Regions from separate parts of the Homo sapiens genome. Here region 2 is linked to region 1. The links are chromatin contacts, found by Hi-C or POLR2A ChIA-PET in ENCODE. All regions are on one chromosome and are shown on one strand. Each heading gives the region's core, a stretch centred on a gene start or an enhancer-like site at or near the end of the contact. The rest is flanking DNA. Distances are from core to core; before and after follow the strand shown. Region 1 overlaps LOC105369896 (a long non-coding RNA gene). Region 2 overlaps LOC105369905 (a long non-coding RNA gene).

What was found. A loop is a pair of places that touch in the nucleus more often than their neighbours do. ChIA-PET counts read pairs that join two places held with the same protein, here RNA polymerase II (POLR2A). Pooled maps may share reads with other maps.
Region 2: a loop to region 1 is called in a pooled map, with 4 times the contacts of the local background. The contact joins two enhancer-like sites. A Hi-C loop is called at or near these places in 3 of 168 maps with a recorded cell type or tissue (aorta, cardiac septum and heart right ventricle), 3 of 37 single-sample maps with no recorded cell type and 10 of 50 pooled maps. POLR2A ChIA-PET finds 5 or more read pairs at or near these places in 2 of 52 experiments (CD4-positive, alpha-beta memory T cell and activated B cell).

The regions. Positions count from the first base shown.
Region 1 is chr12:91,577,111-91,581,008 of GRCh38, reverse strand. All of the region lies in intron 1 of LOC105369896 (a long non-coding RNA gene), which reads left to right. Among named protein-coding and RNA genes, the nearest start is that of LINC02823, 250 kb to the right of the region's middle. Within about 2 kb of position 1,813, at least 3 of the 41 ENCODE cell types and tissues checked have a DNase peak (open chromatin) inside an H3K27ac peak, as active enhancers do.
Region 2 is chr12:92,592,131-92,596,028 of GRCh38, reverse strand. All of the region lies in intron 1 of LOC105369905 (a long non-coding RNA gene), which reads right to left. Among named protein-coding and RNA genes, the nearest start is that of PLEKHG7, 110 kb to the left of the region's middle. RefSeq lists enhancers at 2,231-2,330, 1,570-2,769. Within about 2 kb of position 2,073, at least 14 of the 41 ENCODE cell types and tissues checked have a DNase peak (open chromatin) inside an H3K27ac peak, as active enhancers do.

The DNA of each region.
Region 1 (3,898 bases), core at 564-3,063:
CTAGAACACTTACATCTGATATAATAAGATAATTACTAAGTGTCTTATAAGTGTTTCTTTAATGTATCATCTCTCCCAAAACTTTGAAATCTCCTGGAAGACAATAAACTGCTGAAATAATTCTTTCCCCTCTTCTGTTATTAAACATAAAATAAGCATTCAAACATATTTGTTTGATTCAACAATTGAAAATTAATTTGAATACTACCCATTCAATGCAAATAACTATACATATACAAAAATTATGGGTCATTATCATCCTTTAAGTCAAGTAAATAAGTAATTGTTCTAAGAAATTAAAAAGCTATATTTTTCCTTTATTGTTAAATGTTAAATAATTCAATATTGCTTCCTTGCAAAATTACTCAATGAATATATATTGCTTTGATCATTCAAAGTTATGTATATATACACATACATATACACACATACATGGATATTCAACTATTTGCTGTGCACTGTGTTGGATCCATTGTACGTGTTTTCTTTCTTTCCTCCCAACATCTCTTAAAAACATAATTGTCTTCACATTACAGATGAGGGAGCTGAAGATTAGAGAAGCACAATTAATTGTCTAAGGTTTTACTGTCAGTAACAATCAAAGCTGAGATTTAAATGCAAGTATTTAGAATGCAAATTTAATTATATTTCCAAAATATTACAGCTAATTCTTCACATGCATATTCTATCTTCAAACAAATGGGTATTACTGGTATATATTAAGTACATATATAACATACTGAAGCACATTCTAAGAGATAGAGTAGCCTGTAAACATAGATCAGCAACTGTAAATGGATACACAGTAAGGCATATACAGGTACAGGACTGGCTTTCTTGACTTGACATTAAGTATATGCACCAAGTAAAAGAGAGCTGCATTTCAGCCCTTTTCAGTGTGGCTCTTATTTGGGTTAGAAAAATGGTGATTATTTTTTATGACAGGAAGGATCAGATCATCTTAATTCATCATCTCCTTTGCATTCACTCTGAATCATTTTTCTGTCTTGGCCTACAAATTAGTAATGTTTTTTATTGCTTAACAATGCAAAGAATTATCTCATCATCTAAGTTCAACTCTATAATATTTAAGTTAATCAATATTTGCCATTTGTTAGGCATATGATAGATATTCAGATATTTACTAAGTTTAGACTGTATGACGGATTTTCTCTGAAACTAAGACCACTAGGTCAGTTAAAGTATTCCATCCAAACCCCACTGTGAATTATATTGCTGATTTTAAATGAGCTTCTATCCAGGCTGTTCAAGCACATGTTTCTTTCAGATCTTTGGCATCTCTGATTTTATTCTACCTTCAGGAATTAGGAAAATCAAGCTGAGTCCTTTAGTTTTATGTTTCCTCTGTATAAGTAGCGTCTACAATAAATACCAAAGCTTAAAGATTAATAAATCCCTCCACGTACAACAGGATTTATGACAGAAAACTGCAGTATTTTTACTAATTATTACAAATGACAATTGAAAATACTCACTTCTGGCTTTGCTCTTTTTATGACTGTAAAAGCCACTAGCATAAGGATGCCTCTTTTTGGTTAGGCTCATAATCTTTGATTTATCTTCTTCAATTCTGAGAAAATAAGCACTGAGGGGGGTCTGGTTTATATTACTGGGACAAGACAATGGCTCTAATCTGCAATCTTCTATTTTGTTTCTGCTGTTCAAAGACCAATTTCAATTTTAACTTGCCTGTTGTCCCTTTTCTGTTGGTAGAAAGCTGTTTTGATTACAGGAGGGGTGGAGGTGGTGGGGGTGAGGTGATGTCAGTGGTGATGGTGGTGGTGTTGTGTGTGTGCCTGTGTGTGTGTGTGTGTGTGTGTGTGTGTGTGTGCGTAAAAAGGAGCTAGGCTAGTAGAGGAATGGGAGGCAGCATACATAAGCTGTATTTGTGAATCTGCTTATAAACCTAACAGATTTTTCAGCTGAAATTTGGCCAATGTTAATTGTACACACTGAATTCATGCTGGGAAAATCTCTTTGGAAAAAAAAAAAAAAAAAGACAGAGAGCACAGCCGGCCTGTTATGTAAGATGTTTATTTTCATCCAATCCAACCCACCATAGGCAGTACAGAAAATAGGCCAGTGCTTCTGACCGGTGACATCACCTCATCATCAGGAGAAAGCGGGAATGGCTGATCACCATATTGTTAGTAAAGAGGATAATTTCCTTTCACAATTGTTTTTCTTTTGGAAACCTTTATTTCTGGAGATAGTGATCTCATCTCTGTGGGATGTTTATTTCTTCAGATTCTGTAATAACAGTGAAGCTACCTGGATTTCAGTTCTTGTACAATGCACATAAACACTTATTTTGGTGCTTTTTCTCTGGGTCTCCAAACGTTAAAAGATTGGATGATTTTAGCAGAACATTGACCATCCTAAGAAAATTGTGACGGGAAGAGGAATAATTATTCTGATATTTAACCTTATGAAGTATTTTATGTAGCCTTTGGTAATTTGCTTTGCAGAATGCCTCCTTTTCTTAGGCTGTGTCACATTATATTTGGGTAGATGGGCATTGTGTTTATTTTATGAATACTAAGAATGAAATGCACAGTTTTTAGAAAGTGTTTTAAGCAGGTCATTATCTACGCTATAATATAGACGTTTTTGCAATTTATAAGTAGTAAAGTGGGTGAAATTTTGTGGGTGTGTGCATGTAGCTTTTTTTTCTAATTCAAAATTAATAGAAAACTAAAAATAGGGTCTTTATTATAGAAGCTAATTCAGCTACTTAGAAAATATACCACAATAAAATTAACCAGTCTGTGGTTTGTTTATGACAGATTTGGTTAAATGACTTCTTTCTGTTACGGGACAATTTTCAGGATTATTCAAATTCACCCACTTTTTAAAATAAATAATTTGCCTATTCTTGTTTCATTCTCCCTCTAGAGGATATCAGTGCGTATTACAATTCAAACATTAAATATGCCAGTAGGTCTAATTTAAATACAGCACGATCCTGAGAACTGTTCCTTGACTTCATTTGTATTCAACTTAACTCAGTTCTAGAAGCCATTATCTTAAGTAGCTCTAAGTTTGCAGCACTTTTTTCCTTTAAACCTAGGTGTCAGTATCTTAAGGAGGTCATTTTTGTTTTGTTTTGCTTTGTTTTGTTTTTGTTTTTTTAAACAACAAAATCAATATCTTAACCCTCGTGAAGAGCAGTACTGAAATGGTTAGAGTTTCAGTTTCTAATATAATGAGCGGTGTGTGTTTGTGACTCTAAAAGTCTAATTATTGTGTTCTGGGATATCCACATTACATCTGCTAGGCAGTCTTTGAGGACACTGGAGGCCATTTAATGTTGTATAAATTAAGTATCACAATAAAAAGTGGTCCAGTAACCTGCAGATATGACAGTCAAATATTAGAATTGGTACAAAAATATTTATGGACATTCACCTGAAGATGAGCATAGGAAAGGGCTCCTTATCTTGCTTTCAAGAGACATGAATGATTTGATTTGCGAAAGCTGCCTAATCATTCAGAGCCTATTTTCTCTATCAGTAAATAGGAATAATTATATCACCTTTTAGTAGTATGAAGACCAAGTAAAATCTAGAAAATGCTTAATATGTGACTGACTTGGAGTAAATTATTTTCTCTTCTATTGTAATAAAAATTCTCTGGTTGGAGCTAAGAAGTGAAAATATAAAAATTAGCAAAACCTTTCGGGAGATTCCCCTCATTTCTTGATTTATTTTCTTATATGTTCTGTACTTCCAATTTCAGAGTCATGGCATGATTTTATCTTCAAAATGTTGTTACAGGACTCTTGCAGAAATGCCAGTCGTAGGTGGACAGTCTGGAAAAAGAAATCCATGATTCTGTTTCTTAGTGTGAGACTGTGGGGCTTTATTTCTTTTTGGTG
Region 2 (3,898 bases), core at 824-3,323, 1.0 Mb before region 1:
ATGGACTTGTATTCCTAAATTTCACCAATTTTTAGAGCTAGATACAATCTTAAGAGAATTTCTCATTTAATTTTTTCTCTATGAGGAAACTCATGCCCAGAGTAATGAAGGGCTGGGTCTACCATGAATCAGCTGGTTCAAGGTGTGAACTAAGTCTCTCTCACTTAAGGTACATTCCTTAGTTGGGTTGGTTTAATTGAAGAAATATGCATTGAGTGTCCTCCAGGGCAAAATACCCATGAGAGACAGACAGAGATTTTTCTATTTCCTTGATGGGGTAGGGCAGACAATGAAGACCCTCCACTAAATATGAGCAGCCATTGTGCACATATGGTACTGAGAATGACAACGAGTCTACACAAATCCATCTCTTTTGGAGAGATGATGTGACTGTAAATGATAATGATGAGGAAGACGAACTTTTATAGTATTAGCTTCATCCACAAACAGGAAATTATTATTGCTATTTTTCTATCTTTGAAGGGAGTCTGTTAGAGATGGCAGCAACATGGATGGAGCTGGAGGCCACTGTCTTAAGTGAACTAATGCAGGAACAGGAAGCCAAACACCGCATGTTGTTACTTATAACTGGGAGCTGAACATTGAATATGCATGGACACAGAGAAGGGAACAATAGACACTGGGGCTTACTAGAGGGTGGAGGGTAGGAGGGTGAGAATCAAAAAACTACCTATTGGGTAGTATGGTAATTACCTGGGTGATGAAATAATATGTACACCAAACTCCCTTGACATGCAGTGTATTTATAGAGCAAACCTGCACATGTAACCCTGAAACTAAAAGTTAAAAAATAAATTAAAAAAAAAAGTGGCTGGGCGTGGTGGCTCACGCCTGTAATCCCAGCATTTTGGGAGGCCGAGGCAGGCAGATCACGAGGTCAGGAGATAGAGACCATCCTGGCCAATATGGTGAAACCCTGTCTCTACTAAAAATACAAAAACTTAGCTAGGCATGGTGGTGTCCACCTGTAGTCCCAGCTACTCAGGAGGCTGAGGAGGAGAATTGCTTGAACCCGGGAGGCGGAGGTTGCAGTGAGCCGAGATTGTGCCACTGCACTCCAGCCTGAGCAAAAAGAGTGAAACTCCATCTCAAAAAAACAAAAACAAAACAAAACAGGAACAACAACAAACAAACAAAAAAACAAAAGAAAAAAAAATTATCCACACACGCAAAAAGAGTTTGGGTTCTGGAGCTGGACTACCTGGGTCTCAATCCCTGTCCTGCCTGTTACTGGCTGTGTGGTCCTCATTGAATCAGTTAACCCCACTGTACCTCAGTTTCCTCATCTGTAAAGTAGGTTAGTATGAGTAAACAGCTCAGAGTTTTGTTCTGAAGATTAAATGAATACATTCTAGTGCAGCTGCTAGAATAGACTGGTATACAGTAAGCATTTAATAAATGTTACCTATTATTATCCTTTATAGATTAAAGGCATCCTGTAAACTCTAGTTGAACATCTAACTTCTAATTGCTTAAGTGGATTCCAGCAGCTGTCTTATATGCTCAGGAAGCTTTAAAACATCACAATTCACTGGTAGCCTCTTCTGGGCAGGTATTATTGCTATTGAAGGTCAGAATTAGTGGGAGGTCTATTTTCTGCAACTTTATTCATGCAGCATGCATTCTTGGATGTTACTAACGTGGCACACCCTGGGCCAGGTGAACTAGGGGTTGGGGGAAGAGTAGGGTGAGGATGCAAAGATGAACATGGTATCAGTTCTTCAAGGGCTTGGGGGTGTGAGGTGGAGTAGGGTAGGGATGCAAAGAAGCGTAAAATAGCTTTTGCCTTCAAAGAGTTCACTGTCCTGAGAGAGGGATGATCAGTAAACAAATAGTGACAAAGCAGGGAGACATGTACAAAGTGCTAAGGGAGCACAGAAGAGGAAGTGACTGAGACAGACTGAGGAGACCAAGAAAGGCTTCGCACAGGAAATGACATATAAACTGGGTCACACAGGATGAGTAACTGTCTGGTAGAAGAGAGGGGGTGAGTTTCTAGGCAGGGGCACTACATGCGCAAAGGCACAGAGGCATGACACATGAAAGCCACAATATTTGGCAGGGTGAGCAGTTCAGAAGGATGTTTACAAAATGCCCTGGTTCAAGGACGTGTCATTGCCCAAGCTCCTTACTGTAGCTGGTGGAGCCTGGCAGGGGGCGGTCCCTGCCCACCGTCCCGAGCCCATCTCTTACTTCCCAACCCTGGCCACACTTGTTCCTTTTTGTGCCTGGATCACCACAGCAGAGTTCTACTTCAGGGCTGCTGCACATTCTGCTTCTTATTTGTAGAATATTCTTCCCAACCTATTTTCATGGCCAATCCCTTCTCTATCCTCAGGTCTTACCTCCTCAGGAAGATCATCCATGGCCACTTTCCCTGATGCAAGTCCCCTGTTATTCCCCATCACAGCATCTATCACTAGGAATGTATTGTGACCTGTAATTATTTTACCTCTCACCATGTTTTTTACCTGCTTCTCTGGAAGGTAGCATGAGACATCAGGGTCAGGACACCAACTGTCTTGTTCCTGGTGTATCTCTAGTATCCTAGTCAGTTCCTGACACAGCACTCAATCGAAGTTGTTGAATGAAGAAATAAAAGTATCAGTGAATGAATGAATGAATGAGAAATTTGGAAAGAGATTGGTTTGAATATCTTCCGTTGGTTTCTCCAGGTCCACTACCCTTCTCTATTCAATTCTGTGTCATGGAAAGCTGCTTGTGTGGGCCACCTCAATATCTTCCCTCTGTGTTGGATTCAGTAAATAGGGCGCAGGTAAGGGTGAGAGGAGAGGGGTCAGGGTGGCCTTGAGCTGGCTGCATTCCTTCCCTGAAGGTCTCAGCAAGGGCCCTCTCCACACAGCCTCTCTCTTTCCTCCTTTCCACCACTTTAGGCCTGCGGTCGGGGGGCAGGCACCTCCTCCCATCTTTCCACATTACTATCCCTCGTAGTTTCTCTAGAGTCCACCTACATCTTTGTAGTCCTTCTATTAATCTCTCTTCAAACTACCTATGCCAGTCTGTTTCTTACCAGGGCTGGGGCCAGGTTAGAAAGTACCTTATGTGCCTGTAAGTAGCTCACACCATATTCATTTGACAACAGAGAACTGTTAAAGGTAGATCCTTCTGCAGGTGCTATGGACTGAATATTCACATGTTGAAATCCTAACCCCCAATGTGATGATATTGGGAGGTAGGGCCTCTGAGAGGTATTTAGGTCATAAGAGTGGAGCCCCTATGAATGGAATTGGTGTTCTTATAAAAGGGACCCCAGAAAGCTAGCTAGCTCTTTTTCCACCTGCTGAGGACACAGCAAGAAGACAGCCATCTACGGACCAGGAAACAGGCCCTCGCAAGACACCAAATGTACTGGTATCTTGATCTTGACCTTTCCAGTCTCTGGAACTCTGAGAATTAGGTGTTTGTTGTTTAAGCTGCCCAGCCGCTGGTACTCTGTGATAGTGGTGTAAGCTGACCAAGACAGCAGAGGTGTGGCATAACCCAAAGGCAAGGCTAACACACAGCATCAGCGTAGGGAATGCCCTCCAAGCTTTCAGTAACATGCCCCATCATGTTGGAGCATGTCCCACTCATATATTCATATCTCTTTATGTGTAAGTTTTTTGTTTCTTTTTTTTGAGGCAGAGTCTCACTCTGTCACCCAGGCTGGAGTGCAGTGGCAGGATCTCAGCTCACTGCAACCTCCGCCTCCCTGGTTCAAGTGTTCTCCTGCTTTAGCCTTCTGAGTAGCTGGAATTACAGGTGCACACCACCACACCTGGCTAATTTTTGTATTTTTGGTAGACACGGGGTTTCGCCATGTTGGCCAGGCTGGTCTTAAACTCCTGACCTCAAGTGATCCGCCCTCCTCGACCTC